3 separate regions of the Homo sapiens genome follow, and regions 2 and 3 are each linked to region 1. The links are chromatin contacts, found by Hi-C in ENCODE. All regions are on one chromosome and are shown on one strand. Each heading gives the region's core, a stretch centred on a gene start or an enhancer-like site at or near the end of the contact. The rest is flanking DNA. Distances are from core to core; before and after follow the strand shown.

What was found. Hi-C counts contacts between places; a loop is a spot of excess contacts on that map. Pooled maps may share reads with other maps.
Region 2: a loop to region 1 is called in a map of CD8-positive, alpha-beta T cell, with 34 times the contacts of the local background. The contact joins the promoter of WDR91 here to the promoter of EXOC4 in region 1. A Hi-C loop is called at or near these places in 3 of 168 maps with a recorded cell type or tissue (CD8-positive, alpha-beta T cell and naive thymus-derived CD4-positive, alpha-beta T cell) and 8 of 50 pooled maps.
Region 3: a loop to region 1 is called in a pooled map, with 7 times the contacts of the local background. The contact joins the promoter of LINC03060 here to the promoter of EXOC4 in region 1. A Hi-C loop is called at or near these places in 6 of 50 pooled maps.

What each region holds. Positions count from the first base shown.
Region 1 is chr7:133,251,051-133,255,232 of GRCh38, reverse strand. EXOC4 (exocyst complex component 4) reads right to left here and starts at 2,155. Exons shown (of 18, transcript NM_021807.4): 1 at 2,046-2,155. The coding sequence starts at 2,131. RefSeq lists enhancers at 2,069-2,128, 2,339-2,388.
Region 2 is chr7:135,209,708-135,213,889 of GRCh38, reverse strand. WDR91 (WD repeat domain 91) reads left to right here and starts at 2,364. Exons shown (of 15, transcript NM_014149.4): 1 at 2,364-2,510; 2 at 4,135-4,182. The coding sequence starts at 2,388. RefSeq lists a silencer at 2,122-2,661 and an enhancer at 3,832-4,182.
Region 3 is chr7:134,430,507-134,434,688 of GRCh38, reverse strand. It overlaps LINC03060 (long intergenic non-protein coding RNA 3060), which reads left to right and starts at 2,269. Exons shown (of 3, transcript NR_183392.1): 1 at 2,269-2,375.

The DNA of each region.
Region 1 (4,182 bases), core at 906-3,405:
TGCACTCCAGCCTGGGGACAGAGCAAGACTCTGTCTCAAAAAAAAAGAAAAGAAAAGAAAAGAAAAGCAATATAATGCACAACAGAGATCAAAGTAAAAAATACCTAGGCCTAAATCACAGTGATAAAATGAAGGTCATATATTAATAAACTGGCATAAGAGATGGATGGATAACCACAAAATCTTAGCCATCAAGCAGTAGGGGGTTCCTCCTGGAGAATATTAAGGAATGGTCAAGCAAAGGCAATGTATGTTCTGAATTAGCATTAGTAAAAAAAGCTTTAGGTTGGCTTTCATGCTGTTTTCAAAAATATGACATTTAGAGTAAATTCAACTGGCCCTGAGGAAAATACAAATAGCATAAAAGAAATGGGAACAGCCTGGAGAATCAAAAGTACACAGATGAGATGACACATTTCACTTTCATTAGAAACAGCCACTCCTCCTGGATTTCCATAACATTTCATGTCTCTCTCGTAGTCTTATGTCATCATTTTTACTGACATGTTTTATCCCCCAGGTAAACTATACTCTCCTCAAGGGTAACACTGTGCCTGCTTCATCTTTGCAAAACTCAGGGCATTTACTCATTAAGTCAACAAATATTATTCAATATGTAATACGTGCCAGACGCCATACTGTCAACTGGCACTAAATACCTATTGTTTAAATAAATGTTGACTATAAGGTAGAAAAAACAAACAAGTTCAAAAAAGGATCCAAATAATGTCCTGGTATTCTAATTCCACAGGAAATTCAGATGGGAAACAACAAACATTCTTATTGGAATTTTAGTATCATGAGATACATCTACACTACCTGCGTATTGTCACAGCGAGAATGTGGGCCTATAGATTCACAATACAACAGCACTTCCTCTGTATGGCCTACCAAGTATATTAAGCATTTCCACACAGAGATGTTTTTCTCTTAAGCCCAAAAGAAAATTAAAGTAATGATTTAATAGGCCATAATCTTAAAGCCTCCTAAATAAGACCCATAAGATGTGTCTTTGTCAGTGAGTGGTAAGCTGTTCTAATGGTTTGATACATGCATTCATTGAAGTGCTTAGTACCTACCAGATAATGTTGGGCCCTGGGTTTTGAAAAGATGATCAATACATTCCAGAAAACTTGCAAGAACTCAAACAAAAGTTTAGTATAGGTGGGGAAAAATAGAGTGTTTGTTTATGAAAAATAAACGAGTTGAAATTCAAATGCCAACAACGTAAAAAACGTGCCATAATAAATTTTATTTAGATTGGTTTTAGTCAGTACCTGCATCATATCCAAGATTCTTGAAAGGGTTCCCCCATCCTCAATATATTTCGCTTTTTTAAAAAAAAGCTCCTAAAAGATCCACCGCTCCCACTCCACCCCCACCCTAATCTTCTGGGAGGTGCAGAGGGGCAGTGCATGGAGGATAATTTGAAATTGGTTTGGTTCTGTTTTTTAAGGAATGGACCAGAATGCGGAGGCAGGGCAAAAAATTGAAAACCGATGTGTGCCTTCAAACCCAGTCCTCCTACCAGCTCACTGCAGATTCTTGTATTTGTGGCTGTGGCCACGCACAGGTGGTTGAAAGTATCCAGAGTGTGAAAACACAAATCTGCAACTCGTGACAGGAATCTCCGGACTCCAAGGCCTTACACCCCAAAGTCCAGGAAACAAGACGCCTTTCTCAGTGAGTGCTGCTACAGGCAAACAATAAACAAGCATTTTAGGAATCAATAAACACACCTTTACACCTGGTTTTCTCTACCAAACCCAAATAGCGTGCTTTGGGGTCCCGAGACTGTAATAGAAGGTGCTGCCCCTAAAGAAAAGACTGAGGCGGGGCTCCTCTCTCTATAGCTAACCCCAGAAAAAAAAGGTGGAGGGGGAATTGCTGGGGCCCTGGGGAGGGGTTAGAGCCCTGGGGAGGGGCTGCGGGAGGCAAGGAGGAAAGGGGAGAGCAGGGTGGGACCCAGCTAACCCTTCTCCCTTCCAAAGCGGAGGTCGAGCCGCTGCCCCCAGTCCCCAGACCCTGCCTCCTGCCTCCCTCACCTGATCACAGAGATGAGCAGCCCCGAGGGGTCTTTGCTTTTGCTGACTGTGCTTCTGTATTTCCCACCAGCTGCTTCTGCCGCCATCTTGGACGCGGGGAGAGCCGCTAGGCTCCAAGGAAGCCAAGGGTGCGTAAATTCTGTATTTGACCCCGCAGGAGTCTCCACCAATGGGTGAAGAGAATTCCAGAGGCGCGGAAGTGGAAAATCCAATCACTGAAGTGAGGAGGCGGGACTAAGGGAGCAAGTTTTGAGGCCACGACGCGCGTGTTCTCTCTAAGCACTCTGGGAGTCGTAGTTTTCCTTCTCCGTCTCCTGGGCGCGCAGGAAAGCTAAACCAGCTGCAACTTCCTAAGTCTTGTAATGAGTGTCTTCATTTATCTTTATTCTGACTTCCAGCTTTTTTCAGTTTCCTTGCTTTTAGAATTTTGTCAGGCTTTAAATCAAATTTATCTGATGATGCCAAAATGTGTTAGGGTTTGTATTTAAATGAAAGAGGGGTTCTCTGCCGGATGTCTATGTGCGAAGTTTTTGCCTTAAGTGCAAGTGATTTTTTAAAAAATCCAATAAAATACGAAAATGAATATAAGCAGAAATGCTTTTCTTTAGTATTCTGTAAAACTAATGTTTCTACATTAGGTTTATGTGGAGTTCAATTTTTCCCAATGTTCCTATATTTCCAGATAGTTCTAAAACCACACGTACAGGAATAAATGAATATTGATGAAGAAAAGACAGTATAAGCTAAAAACAAACAGACCACACTGCAGATTCCTTTTTTTTTTTTTTCAAGCTAAATGAAATACTTAGTAGTAATGCACATTTGTGTTAATACTTTTACCGGTAAGTTTTTAGTATTTCCTGCATTTGGTTCCGTTGGCTTAGTCATTAATTCATAAGACCAAATGAACAAAACAAAACAAAAAAGACCAGAATGTGCGTGGAAAGTGGTTAGACTGAGGAACAAGAATAATAATAATTTAAAAGTAAGGAAGGAGGTGGCCTGCTCAGTAGCAATAAAGATTGAAGAACTTAAAGGAATAGAAAGCAAACTAACTCAGAGGTCATGGAGTTGTGAGCAGCAAGCTCAGAACACATCAATTACTTTTATTAAATAGACATCGAGCTGGTAGAAGTTCACATTTTTAAAAATTAGTTGAAGATAACACACACACACACACACACACGATAACTTAAAAGTATTCATAACCTTTGGCCCAATAATTCCAGTTCTAGGGACTTTGTTCCTAAAGAAATATAGAGTATTGACATTTTTTAAATAACACAGAAGAATTAAATAAATTATGTAACATTCAAATGAGGAAATAACATATAGCTTCTGGAAATCATAATTTTAATGGCTTTTAAAGAAAATAAGATTTTTGGGCCAAGTGTGATGGCTCACACCTGTAATCCCAACACTTTTTGAGAGGCAGAGCCGAGCAGACCACTTGAGGCCAGGAGTTTAAGACAAGCCTGGCCAACATGGTGAAACTCCGTCTCTACTAAAAATGCAAAAGTTAGCCGGACCGTGGTGGTGTGTGCCTGTAATCCCAGCTGCTTGGGAGGCTGAGGCATGAGAATTGCTTGAACCTAGAAGGCGGAGGCTGCAGTGAGCCAAGATCGTTCCACTGCACACTGCACGCCAGCCTGGGCAACAGAGGGAAACTCTGTCTCAAAAAAAAAAAAAAAAAAAAGATTTTTATGGTATAAGTACAAAAACTGGGCTATAAAATTAAATAATTCATAGAGAAAGGGAGAGGCAGTTGGGCCTAGTGGTTAAGAATGCAGGACAGGCCGGGCGCCGGGTGGCTCATGCCTGTAATCCCAGCACTTTGGGAGGCCGAGGCGGGCGGATCACGAGGTCAGGAGATCAAGACCATCCTGGCTAACACGGTGAAACCCTGTATCTACTAAAAAAAAATACAAAAAATTAGCCGGGCGTGTTGGCGGGCGCCTGTAGTCCCAGCTACTCGGGAGCCTGAGTCAGGAGAATGGCGTGAACCCGGGAGGTGGAGCTTGCAGTGAGTCGAGATCGCGCCACTGCACTCCAGCCTGGGCGACAGAGCAAGACTCTGTCTCAAAAAAAAAAAAAAAAAAAAAAAAGAATGTAGGACATAGGATAAAAAGTGTGTGAT
Region 2 (4,182 bases), core at 1,115-3,614, 2.0 Mb before region 1:
AGGGCAAACAAAGAGGGCAGAACAAGGTCTGTCTCGTCCTGCTGTGGCTTGCCCTGTGCTATCTTTTTGGCTTTCTCTAGTGTAGATCAGAGCCCTTTTGGAGCTGAATTTCCATAGAGTAGGAGTGGAGGGTCTGAGCAGAGGGGCAGCAATGATTCTGAGTTGTATTTTGACAAACACGAAAAGTCATACCATTCGAGGGAAGGAGAAGGGAACACTCCATGCATTTTACCAATAGGCCATTCACTGTGCTAAGCGTTTTACATACACTGTCTTATTAAATCTTCATTACTACTGTGCAAGGTGGGTGTTATTGTCACCATTTTTTTTTTTTTGAGACGGAGTCTCGCTCTGTCGACCAGGCTGGAGTGAAGTGGCGCGATCTCGGCTCACTGCAAGCTCCGCCTCCCGGGCTTACGCCATTCTCCTGCCTCAGCCCCCCCGAGTAGCTGGGACTACAGGCGCCCGCCACCACGCCCGGCTAATTTTTTGTATTTTTAGTAGAGACGGGATTTCACCGTGTTAGCCAGGATGGTCTCGATCTCCTGACCTTGTGATCCGCCTGCCTCCGCCTCCCAAAGTGCTGGGATTACAGGCGTGAGCCACCGCGCCCGGCCTATTGTCACCATTCTGCAGAAGCAAGTCTCAAAGATATTGGCTATTTTCCTACTTACAAAAATACGTGCACCTTGTAAAAACTTCAACAATAAAAAGAAAGTAAAAAACAAGAAGTCCTTCATAGTCTCACCTCTCAGATAAAACCACTCCAATTGTCACTTGGTATCTGCAGGGGGTTGGTTTTAGGACCCTCCCTAGAAGACCAAAATCCATGGATGCCCTGATGTAAAAAGGCCTAGTATTTGCATCTAACCTATACACTTCCTCCTGTATACTTTAAATAATCTCTACATTGCTTATAATACTGAATACATTGTACATGTTATGTAAATTGTTGTTATGCTATATTTAATTTGTGTTTTTAAAAATTGTATTCTTTTTTAAACTGAGACGGTGTCCTGCTCTGTCACCCAGGCTGGAGTGCAGTGGTACAATCACAGCTCACTGCAGCCTCGACCTCCTGGGCTCAAGTGATCCTCCTGCCTCAGCCTCCCAAGTAGCTGGGACCACAGGCAGCACCACCACGCCCGGCTAATTTTTTTTTTTTTTTTTTTTTGAGACAGAGTTTCGCTCTTGTTGCCCAGGCTGGTATGCAATGGCGCGATTTCGGCTCACTGCAACCTCCACCTTCTGGGTTCAAGCGATTCTCCTGCTTCAGCCTCCCGAGTAGCTGGGATTACAGGCATGCGCCACAACGCCCGGCTAATCTTGTATTTTTAGTAGAGACGGGGTTTCTCCATGTTGGTCAGGCTGGTCTCAAACTCCCGACCTCAGGTGATCCGCCCACCTCGGCCTCCCAAAGTGCTGGGATTGCAGGCGTGAGCCACTGCGCTCCGCATTTTTTTTTTTTTTTTTTTTTTGTGGAGATGTGGTTTCGTCATGTTGTCCAGGCTGGTCTCCAACTCCTGGGGCCAAGAGATCCGCCTACCCTGGCCTCCCAAAATGTTAGGATTACAAGTGTGAGCCACTGCGCCCGGCTATTTTTTATTTTTAAAACTTTGGAAAAAATATTTTCAATCCTCGTTGGTTGAATCCGTGAATGCGGAACCCGAGGATGCAGAGACCCGACTGCATAGGAACTTGGTGTATAATCTTCCTGAATTTAAAAAATGTACACACATACATACCTAATTTTTTTTTCACAAGAAACCAGGACTATAGCGTACATACACTGCTATGAAATTTGCCTATCCTAGCAGTGCATCTTGGTTATCTTGCTGTGTAGCCAATTCGTCTTACTAATGAAAGCAGAGATTTGGGGGAGTTAGCGCTCTCTGAGGACACGCGTGTTGTGGCTTCACGCAGGTCACTCTGCTCTTAGGGCTCCAGCTTCCTCCGTGTAGGAGGAGGGCAGGGGACCGGGAGCTCTGCGATGTAACGCCAACCAACAGGGCGCCGCACCCCCTGCCCGCCTCGGGACTACCTGGGATGTTCTTAAGATCCAGTCTTGTTTGACGTGGGTGGCAGCCGCCACTTTCAGTAATTCAGACAAAGCCGCCGCCGGCGCCGCCAGGACCTCCCCTCGCCACTCCTCGGGAGGGGTAAGGGTGACTCGAGCGGCCAGGCGGGCTGGGGCTGGCTCAGGGGCGGGGCCTCGGGCGGGGAGCCGGCCGAGGGGCGGGGCCTCAGGCTGGTCGCCCAGTGCGTGCGGGCTGGTAGGCCTGTCGCGGCGTGACGTGCTCGGCGCCCGCGTCCGGCCCCGCCCCATTTCTCCCAGGCCCCGCCCCTCCGTCCCTCACCGCACCACCCCTAAAGACGCTAGCGCTGCGATGGCGGAGGCCGTGGAGCGCACTGACGAGCTGGTCCGGGAGTACCTGCTCTTCCGCGGGTTCACGCACACACTGCGGCAGCTGGACGCCGAGATCAAGGCGGACAAGGAGAAGGGGTTCCGGGTGAGAGGCCGGCGGGAGCGGCGCGGGCAGAGGCGGCCCGAGGGAGCCGGGGAGCGGGCTTCCCCCCAGCACTGCCTCCGGGGCGAGAGCGGCGCTGTCACTCGCGCCGGGGCGCCGGAGACCTCAGCGCGTCCGACCCCAGCTTGACGGATGAGGAACTGAGACCCTCAGACGGACAGGACCTGCCTGAAGCCGCCCCCCGAGTCAGGAGCATCGCCGAGGCTGGAGCCCCGATGCCCCGGCTCCTGGTCTAGGGTTCTGTCTCCACTCCAGCCTCCTTGGCCAGGATGGCGATGAGGTTTTAGGAGCCGAGGTTAGGTAGATGGTTGCGTTTTGGCAACAGATATTCGTGTTGGCTTCCAGTGGCAGTGGAAGCAAAGAAGTCTGCAGTCCAAAACGTTAGCTGCGTTCAAGTATCTGCGGTGTTTGTTTAAAATGGCCTCGTCAGGGACTCATCGGCAATTTTGCTTCTGCAGTTGTGGAAGACCTCATGGCACATTAGAGAAACCCAAACTTCCCCTGCTCTAAAATGATTTTCCATTGCGAGGTTCTTGGAATGTATATGTGTGTGATTTGTATGTTTGTGTGTACTGACTTCAATGAGAGGCAGTGAGCTAACAGCAAGAGCACTGGAGGGGAGTTAGGAGATCTGGTTTCCTGCCTGGCCAAAGTTAGTGGCTACTTAGTGGCAAAAGCAAATCATTTCACCCCTCTGGGCTTCAGTGGCCTGATCTATAAACTAGGGGCATTGGATTGGTATTGATATCCAAACCCTTTTCCAGATTCTGTACTCTGCTGTAATTGCTCCTCACAAGAAGGTGACTTCCTTGGCTGACACTCTGAGCAGCTACCACGGCTTCGTGGAACTTTGATGACTTGAAGGAGTCAGTCCATGCACCTCCTCATGATCCTTGGGATCTGGGAATTGTGGAGATTGTCTCATAGCTCTTCTTCACCCCACCCCCTTTTTTAAAAATGTGAGGTAACTGAAACTACAGTTAAGCAACACTGCCATTTTTTTTTCTTTTTTGACAGAAAGTCTCACTCTGTCGCTTAGGCTGGAGTGCAGTGGCACGATCTCAGCTCACTGCAACCTCTGCCTTCTGGGTTCAAGCGATTCTCCTGCCTCAGCCTCCCGAGTAGCTGGGATTACAGGCGCGTGCCACCACGTCCAGCTAATTTTTGTATTTTTAGTAGAGTCGGGGTTTCACCATGTTGGCAAGGCTGGTCTCGAACTCCTGACCTCAGGTGATCCATCCACCTCAGCCTCCCAAAATGCTGGGATTACAGGCGTGAGCCACGGTGCCTGGCCTGATGACACTGCCAAATTGATCAAGTAAGTCAGAGGCAGATCCAAGATCTGGAGCCAGATCTCTTAGGTTCTGGGCCAGAGCCCTTTTACACCTGAAATTTCCGTGCTTGCTAGAGGGTCAAACCACTTCTCTAACATCAGAAAATTACTGAAAAACCGTTGCATTAGTATGTTTTGAAAATTTTATAGATTGCTAACTTACAAATTTTTTTTTACACCCAGAAGCCATGACAAGAGGAAAAAGCTTTATTCCATGGAGGGGAGAATTCCCTTCTGTCCCTTACCACCTTCTCCATCCATGTTTCTCGCCAGGTGGATAAGATTGTGGACCAGCTGCAGCAGTTAATGCAGGTGTATGAC
Region 3 (4,182 bases), core at 1,020-3,519, 1.2 Mb before region 1:
TCTGAACACATGATTTTGAAAACCCCAGGCCATCCACTCGTGGCCTAATCTGGACTAGAGACCAGATTGTTTTGTTATCCAGTGGGAGGCTGTATGGTTCAAACCGTGTTTCTGAAAAGGCCTGGATTTCCTCCCTGGGCTGAGGAGGCAAGGAAGGGGTGGTGTAGGTGTCCTCTCTCCCTGTCCTCACTGCCTCAACCAGAGCAAATTCCCTTTTATCTTCTTTGTTGAAATTGTATGTACGATTTCATTTGTGAAAAGGGTTCTGATTCTTTAAAAAACTTTAAGAAAACTTAAAATCCATTCCATGGAAAACCAAGTGGGATCTCTTGAACTCTCTCTGTCCATTTCCCAGATTTTAGTACCATTCAATAAGTATTCTTGGAGTCCTAGTTAAATGCCTAGTGTTGTGGCACATGCTAAGGGACATATAAAAAGAGATTATTTGGCTGGGCGCGGTGGCTCATGCCTGTAATCTCAGCATTTTGGGAGGACAAGGAGGGCAGATCACCTGAGGTCAGGAGTTTGAAACCAGCCTGGCCAACATGGTGAAGCCTAGTCTCTATTAAAAACACAAAATTAGCCAGGAGTGGTGGTGGGCACTTGTAATCCCAGCCACTCGGGAGGCTGAGGCAGGAGAATTGCTTGAACTCGGAAGGCGGAGATTGCCGTGAGCCAAGATTGCACCATTGCACTCCAGCCTGGGAGACAAGACTTTGTCTCAAAAATAAATAAATCAATGAAGTTGTTCTATTCCCCAAGGTGCAGATTTGCAAATTAGTCATGGGGTAGCTTCTTGGAAGAGGGTAGCATTTTCCCTTAGAAACAGCTTTATATATGATGTTTCATGTACGATGTTCCTACCATCCTATTTAGTTGCATCTTATTTCTTGGATGTCCCTGCAGAAGGGTTGCAAAAGGATAGTACGATAAGATCTTGGTCCTTACAACTTGTTATTTTTCTGCCACGAAAGTAGAGGAGATTTCTTTCTATGTGTGTATGGGTAGCTCTAGGTGAAAAACTTTGCATAATTTTCTGTACAGGGAGAAATACGGCAATAATTTCTTCTTCTTCTTCCTCTTTTTTTTTTTTTTTTTTTTTTGAGACAGGGTCTTGCTCTGTCACCCAGACTTGAGTGCAGTGATGCGATCATGGCTCACTGCAGCCTCAACTTCCCCAGCTCAAGCAATCCTCCCAGTAAGCTTCCCAAGTAGCTGGGACTACAAGTGTGCACAACCATACCTGGCTTTTTTTTTTCTTAATGTAGAGTCTCACAATGTGGCCCAGGCTGGGCAATAATTTCTTCATGGTGGGGTGAGGGAGGACAGAACAGGCCATTCTAGGTTAGATGTTTCTAAGTTGGGCACAGCATGTGTAAAGCCTGTTCGTTCCTGGGACTGTGTGGAGGGCAGATGATATTCCTACCAAAAAGAAAGCAGGTGAAAAGTTAGATAACATGAAGAGTTGAAGGAAGTACGTAGCTCCAACTACTGTGTGGTAGAATTCTTCCCTGACCCCAGCACCTGCCCTCTCGATGTATGTGATTCAAATGCTGCTTGGCTAGAATGGGATATACACCAGCTGGTCTCTGCCGGGTCCCTGGCCTGCCTTCCTCACCAGAACATCCCTGACAGTGCCTAGGCAGTCTGGGTGCGCTTGGTCCTACAGCAAGGACCGGTAGGCTTCCGAGCACCATGGCCAAGCAAAGGGGGCGAAGGAAGCCTCGGTCATCGAGTTCAGCCTGTGTGAGCAAAAGGAAGTCCCCATCCACACTCGCCACTCCCCGTCCTTAGCCTCCTGAGCTTATAGTGTGGTGTATGCTTCCCCCTTCTGGCCACAAATGGTCAACAATGATTTTTGGTAATCCCTGGTGGGAGGCCCTGCTTACTGCTGGGAAGTGGACCTTCCTAGTAACAGCGACGACAATGATACTGTTGCCAGAGCTATTGATGGAAGTGGTACAATCCAATAGGTGCAGTAAAAAGCCCTTTACATACACTGTCTCATTTAATCCTCAAAGCCAGGGGTCCCCAACTCCCGGGGCCACAGACCGGTACCAGTCCATGGCCTGTTAGGAACGGGGCCGCACAGCAGGAGGCGTGCGATGGGCGAGCGAGCAGAGCTTCATCTGTTTTTACAGCCACTCCCCTCTCGCATTACCGCCTGAGCTCCGCTTCCTGTCGGGTCAGCAGCGGCATTAGCGTCTCATAGGAGCATGAACCCTACTGTGAACTGCGCATGCGAGGGATCTAGGCTGCGCGCTCCTTATGAGAATCTAACGCCTGATGACCTATCACTGTCTCCCATCACTCCCAGATGGGACCGTCTAGTTGCAGGAAAACAAGCTCAGGGCTCCCACTGATTCTACATTATGGTGAGTTGTATAATTATCTCATTATGTATTAAAATGTAATAATAATATCCCGAAACCACCTCCCCACCGCCAGGTCTGTGGAAAAATTGTTTTCCACAAAACCAGTTCCCGGTGCCAAAAATGTTGGAGACTGCTGCTCAAAGCAATTTTGTAAGGGATGTATTATTATCCCCACTAAACAGAAGACAAACTAAGACACAGCAGTTAAATGACTTGTGCAAAATACGTGCTGATAAACGCAGCAGGGCGGGGGTTCACGCCTAGGTGTGTCAGGCTTCAAAGTCCGCGCTCTGGGCCACTGTGAACATTCCCGTTTCTGACGGGCTGTATTCTGGGTGGGGTATCCTCTGTCAACAGAGACATCTGTCAGACCATTCCTGCCCTTTTACTTCCATCAGTCCACATTCTGGCATCTTCCGTGTCATTTTTCCTCTTCACTTCTTGTGCTCCTCGGCAGATCTATGACCATCCCAGCCTCTTTCTTTTCTTCCTGATCTTTGGGCAATTCGCCTCCCTCCTGCTTGCTTCAAACATTCACTCTTGTGCAGCAGTTCTTTTCTTATTTATTTATTTTTTGAGATAGAGTCTCACTCTGTCGCCCAGCCTGGAGTGCAGTGGCGCTATATCGGCTCACTGCCACCTCCGCTTCCCAGGTTCAAGCGATTCTCTTGCCTCAGCCTTCTGAGTAGCTGGGATTATAGGCACCTGCCACCACACCCGGCTAATTTTTGTATTTTTAGTAGAGATGGGGTTTCGCCATGTTGGCCAGGCTGGTCTTGAACTCCTGACCTCAAGCCATCTGCCCGCCTTGGCCTCCCAAAGTGCTGGGATTACAGGTGTGAGCCACCGTGCATGGCCCATGCAGCAGTTCTTAAACTGGCACCCACAAGAGGTCTGGATTGAATCCGAGAGGTCTGTGAACATGGACATGGAAAATATTACATTCTATCGTGAATATAGAGAACAGAAGTGGGGCCTGTAACTTTGTCACAAATAGAAAGTCACAGCTCTTGCTATATCCCATTACTGTTACTAGGAATATCTCACGATGTCATCTATGTGCATCACTACTTTGAAATTACCAGAGTTATTAAACCTGTCACTAGACCTGTTATTTAGTCGTTAATAAAAAGCCTATATATTATCATATTACAAATTTGGTTTTTAAAAATATTGTGATAGCAGTCTTTCAAAACTAAAGAATTCCTTGGTAATCTTGTGTGTTTAATTTTATGTACTTAAAAACATTTTTCTTAGAAGGGCTCCAAAAGCTTCCGCAGCTTGCCAAGGGGATCCTGGCATGAAAAATGATGAAAAGAAAACACACTATCCTTGATTTTATGCCAGCTTTGCACCTCCTGACCCAGCCCATATAATGTAACAGTGACCCCCTGTAAGAGGGTTGCACTTCTCCAAATAGGAGGACCACAGGATTTCTCTTCCAAACAGGGACATTTGAGTATAGATAGAGTGATACTAGCATAACAAGAGTAAACTGGAACATATGGCCACCCCTCTCAAATATCAGGTATTCTGGAAACTGAAGAATTAGATAAGAAAATGCCAATGTAATTTACAAGAATCAACATAGAAACACCCTATCTGTAAATATGCTACTGATAAAACTAGATTGTCTCCTAAAATCCAACCAGAAAAAAATAACTAATATGAAATATATCAGCTTCAAATGAAATAATTATAGCATATAATAAAATAACGAATACTAGTGTATCACTTGCTATGGACAGACATTGTCTTACAACAGCCCTCTGAGGTTGGTTCTATTATTGTCCTCACTTTAAAAATG